2 separate regions of the Homo sapiens genome follow, and region 1 is linked to region 2. Evidence: chromatin loops called from intact Hi-C (ENCODE). Cell type or tissue: heart right ventricle. All regions are shown on one strand. Links, peaks and the distances in the headings refer to the core of each region. The heading gives the core; the rest is flanking DNA.

Region 1 (15,988 bases), core at 6,778-11,777, 49 kb after region 2:
AAAAGGGCTGCTTTAGACAGTTGGGGTATATCAAAAGGAGAAATAGCATCAACTTTGCCATCACCTAGACCTGGGTTCAAGTCTCTGTTCAGGCCATTGACTGGTACGCAACCATGACCTTGGACAAATCACTTTACCTCCCTGAGCCTCCATTTCTTCATCTGTAGAATGGGGATAAATAGCCTCTGCTTTACAGGGGTGCTGTAAGGATCTGAGATGGAGACTCTACAGTGCCTGGCATCTAGTAAGTGCTTAATGAGTGCAGACCCAAAACGTGATGGAGGTCATGTATTCTGCCTTTCCAGAATGGAGCCCAGGTCCCCTAGGGTACAGGAGAGGGTTTCCCTGAGAAGTTCCCAAAGTGCCCAGCCTTGCTTTTCCCCTTCACCCTGGAAGGAAACCCCCTTGGGCTCCAGTTCCCCTGCAGTCCTCCACCCGTCCTGAGGCTGTTGCAACCTCCCACCAAGTAGCCGGCTCAGCCCTGCCAGCCTACCTCCCCAGCTCCTGTAGAACAATTTCCGCCCATGAAATTCTCTCCATCACCTTGCCCCCTTTCTTCTGTAGAAACCTAGAGATGCAAATGCAAGGATGGGGCGATGTCTACCACAGACTCATGATCATAACTACTCACTTCCCCCTGCACACCCTGAATCGCTACATTCTCCCAGACCTTTGTACAGCAGGTGCTACATCCCCAAGCCCTGGCTACACACCTCACCACACTGAGGGCCTACACACCACTTTCTTTTTTTCTTTACAGCAATTACCACCAGCCAATGTTATCCCAAATACTCTTTCTTGTCACTCTGCAGAGGGCAGGGCTGTGTGTCCCCAGCACCCCAGCACGGAGTTTGAGCTTGACAAATATTTATTGAACAAATTAATGGATGAAATTAATCCTTACAACATCTCTTTGGGGTAGGTGCTCTTATTAAACCCATTCTACAGAGGGGAAAGCAGAGACCTGCCTCCATCTGGGCTAGGTGCCATCCACTAGGGTCATGAACCCCAAGCTGCTCTCCATCAAAGCAAATATCATGCTCTAGGCCATGACCAGACTCTAGGTTGGTCTCCCAGTTGGACTGTGACTCCCTGAGAGCAGTACTGTATATCCCCGCCACTGCCCCACTTCACTGTGTTCCCCAGCGCCAAGCACAGTGCCCAACACATAGTAGGTGTTACATACAGATCTGTTGCTTGAGTGACTAAATGAGTGGCTGTATGAATGAATGAATGCATTTCTTCAGAGATATTTTTTGCAAGACTTCTAGAACTTGGCCTCCAGTCCCCCTTCACAGTCAGTGCTGTGGGAGCTTGGAGGTCCTGGGCCTGGGTGTCCTGGAAGGGTTTTTGGAGGAGGAGGAGAAAGATGAGGTTGGAAATTCAGGGGTTGGAGCGCTGAGCAGAGATTTCATGATGAGGATATGCCCTCTGTATTTGGTGACTGAGCGGAAACAGTCGGGTCTCAGGAGAGGTTTAGATATGGGAGCTGTGGAGGTAGCAGCAAAGCTGGATTGGCAGACATTGGCATGTAGGCACTAGGGAGTCATAGAAGGTTCTGTGAGGGAGAGGCCTGGCCACAGCTGGGCTTTGGAAAGGAAAGGTGGGATAAAAACCAAGAGCAAATTCCATTCCCTGTGCATTCACTGAGCCCCATGGATGCCTGCACAGTGTTCTACAGGGTCTGGGACTCAGGGCTGGGGCCTCAGCACAGTGGTGACCTCGGCCTGAGCCACAATGGAGCAGCATGGCCAAGTGTGTGAGGACGCAGACTCCAGCCAGGTGGCCTGGGTTCAAAGCCTAGCTGCGCCACTTAGCAGCTGTGTGACCCTGGGGAACTGGCTTAGCCACTCTGCGTGTTGGTTTCCTCATCTGTAACATAGGGGTAATGTAATAACTACTTCCTAGTGCACTGTGAGGTTTAAGTGAGAGCACACGAAAGCCTCAAGTACAGCTCTTATCATCTTTCTTACTAACCTGTGACTCCATGCATGGCAGGAATAAAGCCTCTTCAACTCTATTGTCAAAGCCCAACCCAGATGGGCACAAAGAGCTTCTCAGGGAACTTTCGATGCATGAACTTGGCCCAGAGGACCCAGGGTCACCCAGCGAGTGCCCCGGTATTCACCAGGAGGTCTTCTGCACAGGGTGAGGAACCCTCCCTCAGTACGTGCAGAAGCTGTATTTCCTGAGTGAAGTGTAATTGCAGTGAAAAACAACATCCCTCCTGACAGCCTGTACTTGCATAATCTACCCACAACTCTATGTGACTTCCTGACATGGTTCTGTGCAACCCAAGTTGGGGGCCCCATCCTGCCCTGGAAGGTCCCAGACCCTGCCCTCTTCCTCAGGAGAGGCCTGGCAAGACCTCTCAGAGCCTTGATTTCCCTATCTAAAAACTAGATAGGGCCTAGTTTGTATGGGTACCAAGCTCAGATGTTCTCTAATCAGACAGATGTGAGCTTGCTTTCCAGTCCTGCCACATTCTGACTGTATGGGTCCCTGAATGCACAGGTCAGCTGCTCAGTCCAGAGCTCACACTCTGGAGACAGACCAGCTTGGATCCAAATTCCAGCCAGAGGAACTTGGGATTCCACCAGGTTATGTAGCTTCCTTGAGCCAACTCCAAGGACAATAATGGCAAAATTACCGAGAGGCTAAAATGAGACAGTATGTGAAGTGCTCCTGCTGACACATAAGATCTCGAGATTCTTTGACACTCCTCCTAATGAGGGGTGGGATCTGTGTCCCCTCCCCTTGAGTCTGGGCTCTGTGACTACCTGGAATGCAGCAAAGGGGATGCAGTGCCAGTTTCCGGGGTCAAATTTTATGACGCTGGCAGTTTCTACTTCCTGCCCCCGGAGTTGTTGGCTCCAGGAACCCAGCAGCCATGCTGTGAGGAAGCCCAAGAAGCTCCACAGAGAGAAACTGACAGCCAGTACCAATTTGCCAGCCCTCTTGGAGGTGGATTCTCCAGCTCATCTCATCACCCCCGCTGGTACTATGTGAGCCGAGATGCACCTCCCCTGCTAAGTCCAGGCCACATTGCAGATTTGTGAGCAAAATTAATGACCATTGTTTTAAGCTATTAAGTTTTGAGGTGATTTGTTATGTAGCAAGAGATGACTGGAACAGTTACATCAGTTACTGGTCATTTAACACTTCTTAAAAATGGGGACATGTGTGCTCATCTATAAGGTCCCTCTGAGGTCACATGACAATGGAGGTAAAATGCTTTGGCATTAAGTGAATTCTGAATTAACGATTTCCCTGCCCCCATGCAAGATCAGCTACATAATTTGTAGAACTCCATGAAAAATGAAAACACAGGGCCCCTTGCCAAAAATTATTCATCACTTTCAAGATGGCGACAGCAGAGCATTAAACCAAGCCCAGGGCCCTTCTGAACCTGGGGCCCTCTGACTGCACGGATCAGTAGCTTGTGAAGCTGCAGAAGCCCAGCTGATGGGATATTTTTGTCTACTCTGTTTACTCTTGCAAAGCTGCCTTGTAAGTAAGAACCCAACCCTCTCACCACAGTTACTTTTAACATCAATTTTTTCTTTAAAGGAAGAATGAAAATCAGCATGTCATCTTTACTGCTCCCTTGGACTAGACAGTGACTTTCCCCTACCCCAGCCCCAACTGACAGCTACAGTTAGAGCTATCTCCATCACACAGCACCAAGCTGGGACCCTGGGAAAACTGCTTTGCCTCTATGGGGCTCAGTTTTCCCATCTGTAAAATGGGAGGCTTGTTCTTGATCGTCTTCCTTCAGGGAGCCTCAGGTGGGGCAGTGAGCAGGATATGAGGTGTTACTGGGGATGGAAAGGGCAATTCCACTCTCAGGCAGTTCTCCCCCAGAGATTCCCTGGACTCAACCCAGCCCCGAGTCTCCCTGGACCTCAGAATCACACGCCTGTAATCCAGTACTTTGGGAAGCCAAGGTAGGAAGATTGCTTGAGCCCAGGAATTCAAGACCAGCCTGGGCAACATAGAGAGACCTGTCTCTACAAAGAAAGAAAAAAAAAAATTAGCCAGTCATGGTGGCACGTGCCTGTGATCCCAGCTACTCGGGAGGCTGAAGCAGGAGGATCACGTGAGCCCAGGAAGTTGAGGCTACAGTGAGCTGTATTTGTGCCACTGCATTCCAGCCTGGGTGACAGAGGAAGACCCTGTCTCAAAAAAAAAAAAAAAAAAGAAAGAAAGAAAGAAAGAAAAAAAAAATCACACACACCTTTGAGGAAAGCTGTGTCAAGGAAGGAGGCCCTGGCTGGGTTAGCTCTGTGTCCTTCCTGTCCGGTCAGAGCAGTCAGAAAGCCACACCCAGCCTGGAGTTTGACCTTGGGCAGGTTACCCTGCCTCTTGCAACTGTCCCTGCCTTCCCATAAAGGGAGGAATAAAATCAGCCTCTATTCTATCTCTCAGTTGTGGTGACTTGAAGATGAAAGGAAACTTATCTAGAAGGCATAGTGCCAGGGGATGACCACGATATGAACACAACCCCTGACCACAGAGGCAGCCAGGCCACCTGGGCATGGGGAGGGATTTAGAATCACAAAGTTGGGGGTTGAACTCCAGCTCTGGGACTTCCCAGCTGTGTGGCAGTGGGCCAGTTGCTTCGCTCCCCCCCACTCCCCGAGCCTCAGTTTGTAAAAGGGAGTGCTGCCACCCAGCCTATCTACTGTCCAGGGTTCTATTAGGAAGCCCAGATGTACAAAGAATGCGGCCTAGGCGAACTCTCAGCTCTTAAGATGCTGCTCTTGATGGCTGTCATTTACTGAACATGGCATACGTGCCCAGACTGGACTTCCACAGTCCCTCTCAGCCTTATAGTTCCTTTTCTTTTTTTTTTTGAAGACAGAGTCTCGTTCTGTCACCCAGGCTGGAGTGCAGTGGCACGATCTCGGCTCACTGCAACCTCCGCCTCCCAGGTTCAAGCAATTCTCCCACCTTAGCCTCCCAAGTAGCTGGGATCACAGGCATATGCCACCATGCCTGGCTACTTTTTGTATTTTTAGTCGAGACGGGGTTTTGCCATGTTGCCCGGGCTGGTCTCGAACTCCTGACCTCAAGTGACCCACTCACCTCGGCCTCCCAAAGTGCTGGGATTGCAGGCGTGAGCCACCGCATCTGGCCCCATTAGGTCCATTTTGCAGACCAGAAAACCCACATTGAACGCACATAAGGGCTTTGCTTGGGACCAAGCAGCTGGGAGCTTGTCGAGCCGGAAGCCACAGCTCCATGCCACCGTCATGAAATGGCCACTGCCTCCATGAGGGCTAAAGGGTAAAAAGCACAGGCCACCGCTGACCCTGTGATACTGAAATGATCCCTCTGCCTCATGACCGGGAAAACAATCACCACACCAAAACACAAACAAAGGCCTCCAGGCTTCCCAGGGTTTTTCAGTTTGGTTTTTACTCTCTGGAAGATACCCAGAGAAAGGGGGAAGCTAGACCGGCAGACTCCTAACCCTACCCATAGCTACAATCATCACCAGGAATGCTGTCTTAGTTCTTTCTGAGAAAACCCATCTAACTGCTTCCTGGCTGCCAGCAGCTGCTGCCTGTTTCCCCAACTTCCCTCCAAAATAGGTTAAAACAACCTTTGCCGCCCCTGGTTTGGCCTTTCTCACTGATTGCTGAAATAATACCAGGATGTTTATTGTTCTACTAGGAAGAAAACAGAAAGAAACATAGACCAGTACTTTTATGATAAAATCTAGGTGCCTAATCACAATGGCCCACCAGGCCCTCCTCCCCAGGCCTTCCCCCCTCACCTCCTTTTTTCCCTCGCCCACCGTGCCTCTTCCACCACTGTGTTCTTCCTGAAACTCGAGGCAGGAGTGTGCCCACTTCAGCTCCCTGCCTTCCAGACCTCGCTGGCTTGTGACATCACTCAGGCCAAGTTCAAAGGGCACCTTCTCAAAGAGGCTTGCCCTGACCACCTAGCTAGTGGTGGCCCTCCCCTCCCACTCTGCCACAGTACCTGGCTCAGACTCCTTGTGGTTCACAGCGTGATCTGACTCTGGAATGACCTTGTGTACTGATTTGATGACGCCACCGTCTGTCCCGTCCACCAGACACAGGACCCACGAGAGCAAGTCTGTGCCCCACTAGTCCTCAGCAGCTAGACCCTTTAATTGAGGAAAGCCCTCGAACAGTAATGTGGTGCAATCTGGAATGTGCTAGAACCACGAGTGAGATGTCCCTCCGGAGGGACCCGCAGCACTTCGCCGACATGCCCAGAGTTACAGACGTCGAATAATGAGCCAGTCCTATGACTGTGATCTGAAGGGTTCTTGGGGTAGCCCACAGAACAAGAAGAGGCCTGCCCACTGCGGGGCTTCCCACAGCAAGTTGGCCCCAAGGGTGGCTAGGTTCCCAGGCTGGCCTGAAAGCTCTGATTAACCTTGATGGGCTGAATTCTGCAGACATAGGAAGGGCTCGCTCTTGACAAGCGGCCACCAGGCTGGAATAAGGACAGAACCTGCCACTCAGCACAAGCCACACACCGAGTGGCATGTCAGGGAAGCCCCACAACCCCGTCAGGTAGAGACTGACACCCCCATTTCACAGACAAGAAAACTGAGTCTGAAAGAGATCATGGAACATAGCCAAGCTCATGCAACTGATAAATGGCAGAGCTGGGATTCGAGCCTGTGTGTGACCCCGCAGCGCCATCACCATCCGCACGCTGCTGTTGTGTCTGAGCTGCAGAGAATGGCAGGCAAGCCTCTCTGCCCTGTGCCTGGCTCACACCCATGGCCCCAACATTGAACACCTGCTCCCCTGGGTCAGCCAGGGGCAAGGGTTCCAGGGTGTTTGGCCAGCATGGGGTGCTGGCTTAGGAGGAGGTGCCTGGCAGAGGGGCCTGGTGGAGGGTGCAGGGGCCTGAGGTGTCCTCAGCAGCTTCTCCTTCAGCCCAAGGAGCCCCCCTTGAAGCTGAACAGTCTCGCCTTGACTAAGCTTTTCTCTTGGGCCGTGGCTGTGAATCTGATGTCCCCACATATTCTGGCCCAAGCAACCCCCACCCCACACTTGCCCCCCCACTGCAGAGGATCGAGGAAGTGGGGGGAAGAGAGAAGGCACCCGAGGAACTGTGGCTGGAGAGCCGCCTCTCATCCCCACACAGGTTTTCATTTCTACTTAGCCCAACCAATCAGTGCCCAGTGACCATGGGACAAAGATGACCAAGACCCAGCCTTGGGTCTTTTACACCTCACTGTTGGAGGGTGAGGTCGTGATGGAGCGAGAGACGCTCTAGGGAGGTCCCCTCGTTCCGTTTTAGGGACTGACCCGAGCCGTGGAGATTCTGTGAACTGTAGAATGGTTTTTACCACCTACAAAAGTGCCTTGGGAAACAATGGCTTTTCTTTGAAGGCAACAGCTTCCATCTGATACTTACCACTTGCTGTCCCTCTCTGATCGCAAATGTTTAGGAAGAGGTGTGTGGGGGTGTCGTCACAGCCTGAGAATTGCTACCTTGAGTAGCAGGGAGCTCTGTCCATCTGCCAACCTGGACGTGAGCACAGCCAGAGAATAGAAGGGGTCCGCTCATCGCTGGGCAGGATGGGGAAATCCACCCTGGCTCCTGGACTGAGTGCATGGCTGGTTCAATGGCTGGGCTGATGTGTGGGTGTGGGCTGGAGTCTTGGGGATGGGGTGGACAGGGTCTGTCTGTGGCTGTGGGTGTTCTCCACCTCGCACAGGAGACAGTCAGAGGAGGCCTCAGGCTGGCTGCCTGGGGTGGAGGCTGGCCCTAAAGTGCCACAAAGCTGTGCCCAGGGAGGCAGGCTGGGCTCCTCCCAGCTCAGACACTGAAGCCCAACACTCCCAGATACCTGTGGTCCTCACCCTGCCTCCCAGGGATCCCAGATACCTGTGGTCCTCCCCCTGCCTCCCAGGGCTTGGGCACTCACGCTGTTCCTTGGAGAATCCCTTCTCCAAAGCTATGGGGCTGCCCGGCCCAGCCCAGAGGGAGGAAGGCCATGGGGAGGCCCAGAAACCTTTCTTCGAATACCTAAAGGGAGCCTTGTGACAACAGTGGCATTTTTTTTTTTTTTTTTTTGAGACGGAGTCTCATTCTTGTCACCCAGGCTGGAGTGCAGTGGCACGATCTCGGCTCACTGCTGCAACCTCCACCTCCCAGGTTCAAGCGATTCTCCTGCCTCAGCCTCCTGAGTAGCTGGGATTACAGGTGCCCGCCACCACACCCGACTAATTTTTATATTTTTAGCAGAGACGGGGTTTTACCATGTTGGCCAGGCTAGTCTTGAACTCCTGACCTCAGGTGATCCACTCGCCTCGGCCTCCCAGTGTGCTGGGATTACAGGGGTGAGGCACCGCAACTGGCCGACAGTGGCTTTGAGTGTCCTCAAAGGGCAGCCTTTGGACCAGGGAGCGGCAATTACATGGAGAAAGAATTTGCCTCGAGTGATAAGGAAAATCTTCCAGCAACAAGAAGGACTGCCCCAGCAGGAAGTGGGCTCCCGGCCCCAGAAGTATCCAATCTACCAGAGACTGGCCACCTTAGTGCCTGGGGGTTCAGTGGGAATTCCTGCCCTGCTGGGAGACTCCCAAAGCCACTTCTGCTCAGGGGTTCTATTAATAACATACTCTCAATTTCGATGATCATGTCCTCAGCCTTACAGTTCTTTAAGGATTTTATGGATTTTTAGAGATTCAAAAGTTGTGTGAAGGGCCACTAGGTAAGGAAGTGCATTATTTTGTTGAAACATGTCAATCCCTCCCATCATGGGCGCCAGACTGCCCTGCCTGGCAGGCGTGTGCCTTCCAGCGTGCCTTACAGCTGCGGCTGTGGGTGATGCAGAGACACCCACTCCATCCTTGCACAAACACTGGGCAAACAGTGTCTGCCCACTTAAGCTTCTTCTGGCCAATGTCCAGGTTCTGGTGTAACCACCTCTCGCAAGGCCACGGCTTCTCCAACTTTCCCCAAAACATCTGAGCGGTTTCAGAAACTATCACTTCCTCCAGAGAGCACGTGGCTGCCCGATGAGTAAACAGCAGCCTTCCCGGGCCTGCCTCCAGGCGGTAAGTCCACGAGTCTCCAGGCTGCCCGCAACTCCAAGACTCATCCTTATCCATCACTCATTTGCATACACGTCTGAAGGCCCTAGGGAGTCAGCTGGCCAGCCGACCGGAAGTCAGGGCCACTACTCCTTAGCGTGAAATGTGAAAAACCCAAAATCCTGATGAAACCTCCAAACGGTCTTGTTTCCTATGGTCCAGAGTAAAGCAGATGCCTGGGTGAGGCCGTGGTGCCTCTCGACATCCACACCCCAAAGCGTGCAGAGCCGGAACCAGGTGGTGGGGTCGGTGCTAGTGGATTTGCAAGCAGGGCAGACCTAAGGAAGATGCTTCTTCATTTCCCAGGACAGAGTGGGTGGGGCCCACAGAGAGCGGTCAAGGACTCCAGGCAGGGCCCGAAGTTCCCCATGTTCACATGGGGAGGAAGTCCCTGGGCAAAGTAAAGCAGGTTCTCTGGGTTGGTGAGGGGCGGTCTGCAGCTGCTGAGGGCTGCAGACATCTGGGACCCGAGGCGCCTGCTGTGGCGGGGATTGGTGGGGACATTCTGAGATGAGTGACTTGATCCTGGGCCCTAGGCCCTGGGCCCACCGAGGGGGCTACAGGACAGGGAAGGTGGGCAGCACCAGGAGGGTCCCACAGTCCAGGCAGGGGCCCTCACACCAGTGCAGAGTACAGTGTGGCCGCTGCAGCAGAGACAGTGCCAGCTGACGACGCCCCATCCCTCGACTTCCCTTTTGACTCTGGAGAAACAACCACAGGCACTGGCTCCATGCCCACTGGGGGCCACATTTACAGTAACTGGGGGCATGCCGGAAGGGCCCAATGGGTGTCACCTCTGAGGTCCAGGGAGAGAGGAGAGTAGGGTTACAGGGGCCCCGGGAGCTGGCCTCACGACCTCTCCCTCGCTGGGCTGTGGGCCTGGTGGTTAAGGTCTGATGCCCAGGGCTCTGGGACCAATGCTGTTCTCGGCAGTGCCCATCCTGCCATCTGTTTGCTGCCTCAACCAACATCACTGCTGGGATCCAGTCCCCTTGGACTGTCTCTTCTGTACAAGCCCCGGATCCCCTAGGCTCTGGGTCAGGGGACAGCTAAGTTGGGGATGCAAGCAGAGACCACCAGACCCCTGCAGTGACCGGCCGGTCCACCACTAGATGCTGGAGCCTCAGTTCAGGCCAGATGGGCCTCTGCCCCCAACCTCGGTGCCAACAGTGCCATCCTGGCCTCCCAGAGGCCACCCTGCTGCCCTCCTAGCCCCAGCCCAGCCCAGGCCTCACTTTCCAGAGGCAGCTGTGGGCAAGGGGTCTTCTTTCCCTTCCTCTTCCACTGAGAGCATGACATCGCTGCAGCTGCCCAGAGGCGGTTCTGTCTCCTGCTCGGGGTAGTGGGGGGTATGGTCCGCCTCCAGCTCCTCCTCCAACTCGGGCTCTGCTGGCCCCGCCAGGCCCCGGCCCTCCGGCAGCTCAGCCTTCACGGTCCCCACGATCACGGTGTCAGCCTTCATGATGTAGATTTTCTCTGCAAGGCAAAAGGATGGGTGAGCGAGGGAGGCCAGAGCACCAGCCAGGATGGGAGCAAAGAGGCAGAGAAGGGCCGAGGCCCAGTGCTGGTACACCTGCCGGGTGGCTTCAGGCTGATGGCACAGCCTCTCTGATGTACCTTACAGGCATCCTGGGGGCTCAGAGGAAATAGAACAGCTAGGAGCTGGGCCTTGAGGAGTTAAGAACCAGCCCACTTGTACTTAGGATTTTCTCAGCACATCTCTGCGGATGGGTAGGGAAGAAGAGGACAGGGTGGGACAGAAAGCAAACTGTGGACAAAAACAGGCAAAGCCGTGGGTAACCAGAGCACGAGCAGAAACAGCAGAGCTGAGCAGTTTCCACACCCCCACTCCTGGGTCCCCAGCCCTCCTGCAAGGCGGACCCCATCAAGATTCCCATTTACAGGTAAGAATCTGAAGCCTGGAGAGGTTAAATGACCTGCCCAAGGTCGCCACGTAGTTAGGAGAAATCCCCCAAAAAAAAACCACCCACTCCGCCTGGTGGCCCTTTCTGCTCCTATCTGTGTGCCTGCAGCCAAAACCCGGGGTGACCAACTTGTCCAGCTTGCCCGGGAACATTCCTGGTTCTACTACTGCAAGTCCCGTGTCCTGGGAGTCCCCTCGGTCCGGGCAAACTCAGCCAGCCTGTCACATCCTGCAGAAAACCCGGCCCCCTCAATAGGTCTCGGCAGCCCATGATTGAGACAGCCTGGCTCAGGCCGTGAATTTCGGGGCTTACTGCTCACAGCCGGTCTCCTGCCTGCAGCGTGCATGGCTGTGCTGTGAGCACATGGTGGGAGCTTGGACGGAGGGCCGGTCCTCGCCACAGTCTGATGTGGGGGCTTCTGGTGTGGCCTTCTGATAGAGGGGACATGGGGGCTCAGGTTCAGTGGCCCGAGGAGCTGGGGAGTGGGGAAGCCTGGCCTCCGCCCAGCTGATGGTGTCTGGCTCAGGGTGGGCTGGCTCCCAGCTGTTCTGCGCTGGACTCTGGAGGCCAGAATGGGGAAGCTCAAGAGGGAACTTGAGAGCTGGGGTGGGGTGGGGGTGCAGGGACCCCTGCCTTTCTGGGTAATGCAGTTATACCCCTCGGATTCAGGAACCCCAAAAAGGTTCTCGAGTCCCCCACACCCTCAACCCTATTGCATGACGCTGGTTCTTCTATTCTGGTTTTGAACACCCCCAGGAAAGAGAGAAGTGCGCCAAACGGCAGCAAGAGGAGAAGGCCCAGAGTGCGGGACAGGCTATGGGCTGGGCGCCCCCACAGACCCCAAAACAGAGCAGGGCCTCAGCACTCCCCACACCTCCATCAGGCTTGTGGGCTCCCAGCCCTAGGAGCCCTATAGAGGGCTGGGCAAAAGATGGGGGCCGGGGGTGGTGAGAGAGGAGACCCCAGGAGGGGAGAGAAGGCCCAGAGGGGGATGGGCAGAGAAGATGAGAGGCGGGTGGGGTCAGGTGGGAGGGAAGTGAGGGTGGGGGTGCTGGATTAGGGAGAAGGAGCCACAGCTGGGGACAGGCTGGTCCCCTCACATTCCTCAGGGAAATGGGCAGGAGTCCCCAGGAAATCTGGAATTAACTGGATTCAAAGCGGTGGAATTGGCTGCTCTGGGTGAGGAAGCAGCTCCCACTGAGCTCGGAAGTGAAAGAGGGGTCTGGAAACTTCAGAGCCGGCCATGAGGGGTCTGCCCCGCTCTGGCTCTGCCCCCATCACAGGCTGCCTACTCCCCAGGCTGTGGGGGTGGCTTCCAAGGGCTGCATGGATTTCCTGCCCCCTCCCCAGAGCTCCAGAGTCCAGGGAATTCATCTTGGCTATGTGGGGAGGGCAGGTGAGGAAGTTGGGGGGAAAGGGGTTCTTCCCTTGCCTGGTTCCCAGGGGAAGAGGGACGATGTACAGACCCCAGTGTGACCCCTCTTGGGAACTGGATGGGAAGGGGGAACGCTACCCTGGGCTGGCATTAGGAGGACAAGGGGGTTGCCTGTGTCTTGGGTGCCCAAGAGAACCTCCAAGGCCTTCCCTTTCCACCATGGCGGAGGTGGCCCCCGATCCACTCACCAGCAAGGCCTGCAGGCCATGCCAGGGGAGGGCAGCCCACACCTGAGCCAGCTGCCTGGGAGCCTGGTACTTCCTTCTCCTCCCCATCAAACACCCTCTGAACCCCACCCCTGGGATTCCAGGCACTGTACTCAGTGTGGACTCAGAAGTTCCAGTTAGGACTTCTTAGGAATTCTGAAGAAGCCTTTGATGGTATTTCCCAAAATACATACTTTTCAAATAAAACTTACTAAAAGCTACCATTTCAAAAGCTTCAGTTTGTTACAAAAGACTGCCCAGGCTGGGCATGGTGGCTCATGCCTATAATCCCAGTACTTTGGGAGGCCAAGGCAGGCAGATCACCTTGAGGCCAGGAGTTCCAGACCAGCCTGGCCAACAGAGTGAAACCCCATCTCTACTAAAAATACAAAAAATTAGCCAGGCATGATGACACTCGCCCATAATCCCAGCTACTCAGGAGGCTGAAAAAATAAAAAGAGAAGATGACTGCCCTGAAGAGTTCTGGCCACCACTGTCTGCCATAGAAATGCACAGGACAATTACAAATGACTCTTCAGTATTATCCCAGTGCCAGTTACCCTTCCAGAAGCGACAGAGGTGGGGTCCACCAAGGCCCTGCCCACAGGGAGCACAAAGCCAGGTGGAGGTGGAGGAAGGCTATAAACACGCAGTCACACCACTGGGTGCTAGGACACCGGGTAGGGGAGGCCTGGGTTCTTAGGGAGCATAGCATGGTGGAGAGGGCACAGAAGGCTTCCTGGAGGAAGGGGCAAATAAGCAGGGTCCCCAGGATATCCAGAATTAACTGGATTCAAGGCAGTGGAGTTGGCTATTTCAGGCGAGGGGGTAGCTCCCATTGAGAAGCTCAGAAGTGACAGAGGGGTCTGTAAATTTGGGAGACTGCCATGAGGGGGAGGGACAGACTGTGGGGTCAGAAGGTAGGTGAGTCTGGTCGGGGAGCTACAACTTGCTGTCAGCCTTGAGTGCTGGAATAAGAATGCTGGAATTCATCCCATAGGGAATGGGAAGCTGCTGGAGGCTTCTCGGCAGGAGTGCAATAGGGTCAGGTATACATTTTGGGGAAAATGCCGTACCAAGGTGATGAGAAGCAAGAGAGGAGGCAGGGAGGCCCACAGGAGGCCAAAGCCAATGTCTGTCCAGGCTGGCAGCAGCTGCCGTTGGGAAGCTCTGAACATCTGGGCCCCATCTGTCCTCCTGCTTCTGCAGAGGGTGGGTGGTAACGTGGACAAACCACGGGCTTCAAGGCCCAGCAGATGCGGGACGAGTTCCAGCTGTGCCACTTAGTAGCCATGCAATGGGGAAAATCACTTCACCCTCTGAGCCACGGTCTCCCCAACTGTAAAATGGGGAGAAAGACACCATCCAAAGAAGGTGGTGAGACCATCAGAGATGAAGAGATGGCACCTACACAGTGCCCGGAATGCGCCAGACAAGTGGCAGGTCCTGTGACCACTGGCACGTCTTCCTCCTGTCCCCTCGGGTGCTCGGTGTTGGGGGCTGGGGTGGTGTTCGTTTTTTATGAGTAACAGCAGGCATCTCATGCACACTGGCTCATGAATCCGCACAATGGCCTACGAGGTAAGTACCCTCGCTGTCCCTACTTACAGAAACTTCAATTGGGGTGAAGAATCTATGCCTCTCCTTTCCTGGGCCTTTCAACTCCAGGGTCTCCAGGTCCCTTCCAGGGCCCAGGGCCCCGTATTCATCTCCCATCTGCCCCTGGGCTGCAGGGGACCTCCCAAAACAGGCTGACTCACCAATCTTGTTATTGGTGTGCTCCGTGGACACCCGGGGCTCAGGAAGGTCCCTGGGGGACGAGGGGCCCCCGGCCGGGCTGGCATCCTGCAGCGGCAGGCTCTCCAGGTAGGCTGCCCCCACGCTGTGGCAGGTCTCCATCAGTGGCTGGCTCATTAACCCTCGCTCTTCCGCGACGGGTTCTGTCACCGACGCACCACTCCTCAGCTGCTGTGGGACGGGAATGGGTGCTGCTGCAGGGTACCCCCAACCTCCCCACCAGTCTCTGAACTGGGAGGCCCCTTTTTTTTTTCATCTCTACAGACCCCAGTGAGTCCCCCTTTCTGCTTTAAAAGCTGCCATGAGCTGCCCCGGGCTTCTCAGCTTTCTGGGTGAAGTCTGTTGCTTTTAATTTGTACTAAATAGTAGGGGTAACAGTCAGCGACTCACAGGGTGCTCGCCACGTCCGTTGGCCCTGTCCTAAAGTCCTTGACATATGTTAATCCTCACAACCACTGTATGAGGTGGGTAACAGCCCACTCCCCATTTTACAGATGAGGAAACTGAGGCACAGAGGAGTCGAGTAATTGGCCCAGGGTTATACCATCAATAAGTATCTGAGCTAGGATTTGAACCCTGGCATCTGGTCCATAACCCACACTCATAAGCACCCAAGTCTGTAAGTACCAGCTCCAGGTCCCCCACCTCCTGGAGCAGCCCCTCCAGCTCCCCAGCCCCGACATCCTGGAAAGTAGTCTTTTATGATCACACTCAAGCATTCTAAAAACAGACTACTGTTAGTTCAAGTGACAAGCCCGGTGACCTCTATACTATATAATCTAAATTCATGTATATTATTAATAAATATTTTCTAAATGCTAAAAAAAAAACAAAAAAAAAACAAAAAAAAACAAAAAAACAGCTATGTCATGAGGAAAGTGTCAGTTTAGTTTTTGATTTTTACAGGTAAGGGCAAAGAAGTGGCCTCATGAAATGTCCTGATGCCTTCAAAATGGAGTGAGTGTGAGTAATTCAGAGGAGGCAGGGATGCCCGTGCTGACGCAATGATTCTCAAGGCACAGAGGGCGTATCTTTTAGATTGGTGCAAAAGTAATCACGTCTTTGCCATTATTATTATTATTATTTTTTACTTTTTAAATGGTTTTATTTTATGTACAAATAATGAACATATGTTATACCCATAAATTCTACTTTCCCAAAACAGGAGCTTTTTAAAACAAAACCACATAATAACTTTTAAAAGGCGCTGAGATTCCTCAGCTTCCAGATCACTGCTGAGCTAGAAAAATAAAGTTTGTTCTACCAGGAACCACAGCTTAGAACTGAGTATTCTTCACTCGCTAAGAGTCATCACCACTCCCTAATCTCAAGTACCCAGGGACACAAACACTGCGGAAGGCGGCAGGGCCCTCTGCCTAGGAAAACCAGAGACCTTTGTTCACATGTTTATCTGCTGACCTTCCCTCCACTATTGTCCTATGACCCTGCCAAATCCCCCTCTCTGAGAAACACCCAAGAATGATCAATAAATACTAAAAAAATTAAAAAAAAAAAAAAAAAAAAAAAAAG
Region 2 (5,000 bases), core at 1-5,000:
GTTTGAAAACCACTGCTCTCTGAGAAAGTGCTCTGTAAACACAATGGAGGCAAGGAGAAACATCATTGTCAGCTGACCGAATGGCACCACCCTGCAGGCTGGATCGAGCAGACACAACCCCCATCTCATGGTAAGGAAGTAGCCATAGAGCAATTTCACATCTGCCCAAGGTTGCGCTGTGGGTCCACGACCACGTGCCTGCCACGAACGCCACGAAGGCATCTGCTCTCTGCCGGAGCATTTCACACTCACAGCCTCTCTTAGCCCATGGAGGGCTGCCTGACTCCCCGGCCTTTCCTCCACCTCCCAGGGCTCTGCACACCTCCTGACACTGGACAGACCAATGACAGAATTCACTGCTTCCTCTGTGACAGCCCAGCACGCCGGGAAGGAGACCAGGGGAAGAGGGGGAGAGGGCAGTGGAGACACTCACCACCTTGGCTTCTCTCTGCAGGCACAAGGGCTTCTCTATAAAGAGGAGAGGGGACAAGTAAGAGATTGACTTCCTCAGGCACATCTGTCCTAAGTAGGAGGGCAGTATGGGGCCCCATAGAACCAGCAGAGAGGCCCAGCCCTGTGGGGACCAATCGCCTACCAGACAAGGTCCACAGAAGCCCCCACCCAACTCCACCTGCCACCATCCCAACCATTCTCCAGTCCCCCATCTATACCATCCGCGCCTCCACTGAGGATGCGTGTCCTTCCCTGCACAGACTCCACCCATCAAGATCTTACCCAGCTCAGAGACCACCTGCTGCAGGAAGCCCGAATCCCCCAGGCTTCCTGGATAGGAATCCTGAACTCCTCCTACCCTTTAGAAAACCCTGATCACCTCTTGCCTTTTAGTAATTAAGTTAGCAGAGGTACCTTCACCCCAGGCCTTAAGCTCCTACAGAACAAGGACCCCCATATCCAGCTCTGTCTGACCCCTAAGGCTGTGCCCAGTGCTGGACTCACAGGAGGCACCCCACAAAAGCTTCCTGAACAAGTGGATGAAGGAAGGAAGGATGGACTCTTACTTTTCACCTGGGTCATGATGACACAGTTCACCACTCCTATTATTAGTAGACCCAAGGCTGTCACACCCACAATCAGTCCTAGAAAGAAAAGAGAAGCTCAGACAGCTACAGAAAACAAACTCAAATGTACCAGGGGCCAGCCAGGCAAGCCAGGGACCCAAGGTGCTTCGGGTCATTGCAAATGAGGGGCGAGTCTAGGCCGGAGATTCTCAAATCCAATTACAAAGCAATCATGTCTGTGTGCCTCATTCAGCCTAAGGGCCACTAGTTTGAGACCTCTGGCCTGATGCAGTTCTACCCCAGAATGGAAGCCCCTGGAGGTGACCTGGCCCAGCCCGCTGTCTTCTTAGCCTAATGGGCTCATCAGAAACAGCAGCAAGGAGACCATCTGCATATTCAGGTGAATTGCTGACCCCACCTCTCCCCTATCCAGGGGTTTTGTTTGGTTTTGTTTTGTTTTTGAGATAGGACCTCACTCATTGCCCAGGCTGGAGTGCAGTGGCACGATCAGAGCTCAATGCAGCCTCAAATTCCTGGGCTCATGTGATCCTCCCACCTCAGCCTCCTGAGTAGCTGGGACAATAGGCACCATCCCACCCAAATAATTTTTTAATTTTTTTATAGAGATGGAGTCTCGCTGTGTTACCCAGACTGACCTCAAACTCTTAGCCTCAAGCAATCCTCCAGCCTCCTTGGCCTCCCAAAGCACTGGGATTACAGGCTTGAGCCACTGCATCCAGCCCACGCACTTAGGGATTTTGAATGATAGCACCAGGTGTGGGGAGAAAGCAGTCTCACTGCCACCTGTATCCCAGGACAGGGCACAGGGTCCAGCCCCCCGTGGGCTCTCAGTAAAACCATGGGAGAGGAAGAAAGAGAGACAGAAAGACAGGCAGACAGAAGGAGTGAATGAATGAGACTTCTTGCGACTTACCAACTGGAAGAGCGAAGTCGCCAGTGCTCCCTTCAGCTGGGGGGCTGGGGCCCATTGGGAGCAGGAAGGAGGTGCTTGGAGCAGTGCTGGGTTCTGGAGTTGGCTGCGTGTGTTGGGATCGTGTGGACACTGGCTGGGGTAAGTGTACTGCCCCTGGGGCCATACTCCGGGTGGGGGACGTGGACGTGCAGACTGCATCCATGCTTGCATTCCCAGGGATGGCCACCACGTTACAGCTGGAGGAGGAGGAGGCTTGGTCAGGAGGCAGCAGGGGACAGAGTGGCTGGGGTGGCTGGGCTCATTCACGGGCCCCAGCAGGCAGGATAGGAGAGTGACGATGTGTGCCCTCTCTGAGGACCACCCCCTCCTAGCCCTCCCCCACCTCCCCATGCACCCACCCAGTCCTGCCTTCCAGGGCAAGGTCCTGCCCACCATGCCATTTATCCTGGGAGCCACCCTCAGATAAAGCAGTCTGGACAATGGTGGTTGGTGAGCTGCTCTGTGTCCTGGACCCACAGTCACCCAGGGACAGCCCCTCCCTGCTCCTCCAGAACCAAAGGACTCAGCTACTCACATCTGGTGGGGCCTGCAAATATCCGTGGATGAAGTCGTGTTGGAGAACGTCCCCGGGGCACAGGGCTTGCACACCACGTCTGATGTTTCAGTTCCTTCAGGGAACAATCCGAACTTGTCAACCACTCAGACACTCTGCGGGACAGCTGGGCCTTGGCACTAGAGCCCTAGGAGAGGTCTGAGGGGCCCAAGGAGCTCTGTCTGCACCTCCACCCCTTACACACACACACACACACACACACACACACAGATGCCTGTACACACATGCACACACACAGATTCCTGTACACACATGCACGGGATTGGGCTGTAGAGTTATGTGAGTTCATCTTGCAGCATCACATAACTTTCCTAGCTTAGGGCTTGGTCTGATCCATCTCTGGGTCTCCTGGTTCCAGTACATAAGAGGTGCCTAATCGGGAGTGCTGGCAGGAAGAATGAACGGTGGACAGGTGGACAGACGGATGGGTAGCAGGCACCTGGCCACCACTAACAGTGCTCCCTGCTGGACTAATTAATGGGTTGATGCCCGTGACACTGCAAGGATGTCTACAAAGGAGAGGCCCATGGGCGTCCCCAAGGACCTGAGCCCCACCCCGTACCTGGTCTGGCCACGCCGAAGCCCGGGCGGCACTTGCGCAGCGGCGCGCACAGCCGGCACCCCTCCTGCTTGCTCAGCGCGCAGTACCAGCCGGGCCTGCAGGTGCAGATGCGGTTCTGTTCCCGAGTGCAGGCTTGAGTTTCCACCTGGTCTAGAGCAGCGAGAGGGCGGCAAACGGTCACGCCTGCCTCCGCCACACCCACGCTGCCCTCCCAGACAGCCCAGCACTCTCAGACAGCGGATCTCCAGGAGGCTGGCGGACCGCCTCAGCATGGGGCACACACAACACCGGCCAGAGTCCAGGGGCAGGACCGGCAGTCCTGCTACTCTCCGCAGTCCCGCTACTCTCCGCAGTCCCGCTACTCTCCGCAGTCCTGCTCGTCCCCCGCAGTCGCGCTCGTCCCCCGCAGTCCCGCTCCTCCCCGAAGTCCCGCTCCTCCCCACAGTCCCGCTCCTCCCTGCAGTCCTGCTCCTCCCCGCAGTGCCGCTCCTCCCCGAAGTCCCGCTCTTCCCCGCAGTCCCGCTCTTCCCAGCAGTTTCGCTCCTCCCCGCAGTCCTGCTCCTCGCAGCACGAGCATGCGCACCACTCTCCCACGCACCACCTCCTCAACCCTCACGTGGGCACAGTTCTCCCACCGCCTGCCCCGTGGGGCTGTGAAGAGGCTTTGGTGAGACAGAGGAGGAAAATGCCAGTGGTAGGGGTAAACAGCTGCACCTGTGCCACTTCCAACAACCAGCCTGGGGTAACTCCAGACAGCTGGAAGCCAAAGAGGCTGGAGTTGCCGGGGGAAGTTGGAGGCAGGGGTGTAAGGGCCCCCTTTTTCTCTGAACCTACTCACCAGAGCTACAGCGGGAGCCACAGCTCAAGCACTCGGGAACCCAGTTCCAGAGCTGGGTGTATGTGCTGTCCTCACAGGAGTCACACACGGTGTCCGAGGTCTTGGTACAGAAGACTTTTGCATGTTGGCCTGAGGAAACAAGGGCCAGAGGTCTCAGCTGGGCGAGCCTTCTGCCAGGACCCTGGGCTCATCCACTGTCCCCACAAAGTCCAGAGTTCTAAAGCCCAGCTGGGAAGGCTATTCTGTGGAGTTCCAATTCCTCAGAATCATCTCCCATCTAGTATTGTACCAGCTATCACGTCATTTCTGAACCCCTTCTGCTCAAAAATAGATTCCTCTCTGCTCTTTCCAGATGCTTGAACCTCCACCACTGGAGCCCTATTATCAGTCAATCACACTTTAGTAAGAACTAGCTTGCCAGTTTCTTCCTTCTTGATAGATGGCTAATATTCTCCAGCTAGGGGCATGAATGATAGGGGGAACAGGTAGTAAGAATGTAGTCCCTGGTATCCTATCAAGGACAAGGGCATGGGCCTGGAAAGCAGGCATTCCAGGGACAGAGAACACCAACGGAAACCTTAAAAAAAAGTTGACTCAGTAGCTGCTTTTTTTTTTTTTTTTTTTTTTGAGACAGAATCTCACTCTGTGGCCCAGGCTAGAGTGCAGTGGCACAATCTCGGCTCACTGCAACCTCTGCCTCTCAGGCTCAAGCAATTCTCCTGCCTCAGCCTCCCAAGTAGCTGGGATTACAGGTGCCTGCCATTATGCCCAGCTATTTTTTTGTATTCTTAGTAGAGACGGGTTCCACCATGTTGGCCAGGCTGGTCTCAAACTCCTGGCCTCCGGTGGTCCGCCCACCTCAGCCTCTCTAGTAACTTCTTAAAGAGACCCTTCCAGTTAATAAAAGAAAGAAGAGAGTCACTTTCCCTAGGATGTCTTAAAATGGCTAGGGACGGTGACAGGTACTCATATGCCCACCTACATCTCAAGGTAACGGCTCAAAGCCCTCCATTGGCTCCCAGACAGAATAAAAT

The links. Peaks named below come from ENCODE experiments on the same cell type or tissue, not always from the same donor. Only the 100,000 strongest peaks of a DNase experiment are listed, where the experiment ranks them.
Region 1: a loop joins it to region 2, with 2.4 times the contacts of the local background. A loop is called at or near these places in 20 of 110 quality-filtered maps.

The regions. Positions count from the first base shown.
Region 1 is chr1:12,136,870-12,152,857 of GRCh38, reverse strand. TNFRSF8 (TNF receptor superfamily member 8) reads right to left here. Exons shown (of 15, transcript NM_001243.5): 14 at 14,422-14,629; 15 at 8,651-10,571. The coding sequence ends at 10,327. Among named protein-coding and RNA genes, the nearest start is that of MIR7846, 22 kb to the left of the region's middle. RefSeq lists enhancers at 4,307-4,436, 6,290-6,369, 7,450-7,509, 7,570-7,659. In heart right ventricle, for the core only: a CTCF peak has its summit at 9,062; DNase peaks (open chromatin) are centred at 9,107, 9,344 and 9,817; H3K27ac peaks cover 3,468 bases.
Region 2 is chr1:12,190,052-12,195,051 of GRCh38, reverse strand. It overlaps TNFRSF1B (TNF receptor superfamily member 1B), which reads right to left. Exons shown (of 10, transcript NM_001066.3): 3 at 3,967-4,095; 4 at 3,129-3,278; 5 at 2,528-2,621; 6 at 1,954-2,189; 7 at 1,020-1,097; 8 at 434-468. It overlaps MIR4632 (microRNA 4632), which reads right to left and starts at 3,339; the gene lies at 3,279-3,339. RefSeq lists an enhancer at 2,783-3,334. In heart right ventricle, for the core only: no CTCF peak of the experiment used is centred there; no DNase peak of the experiment used is centred there.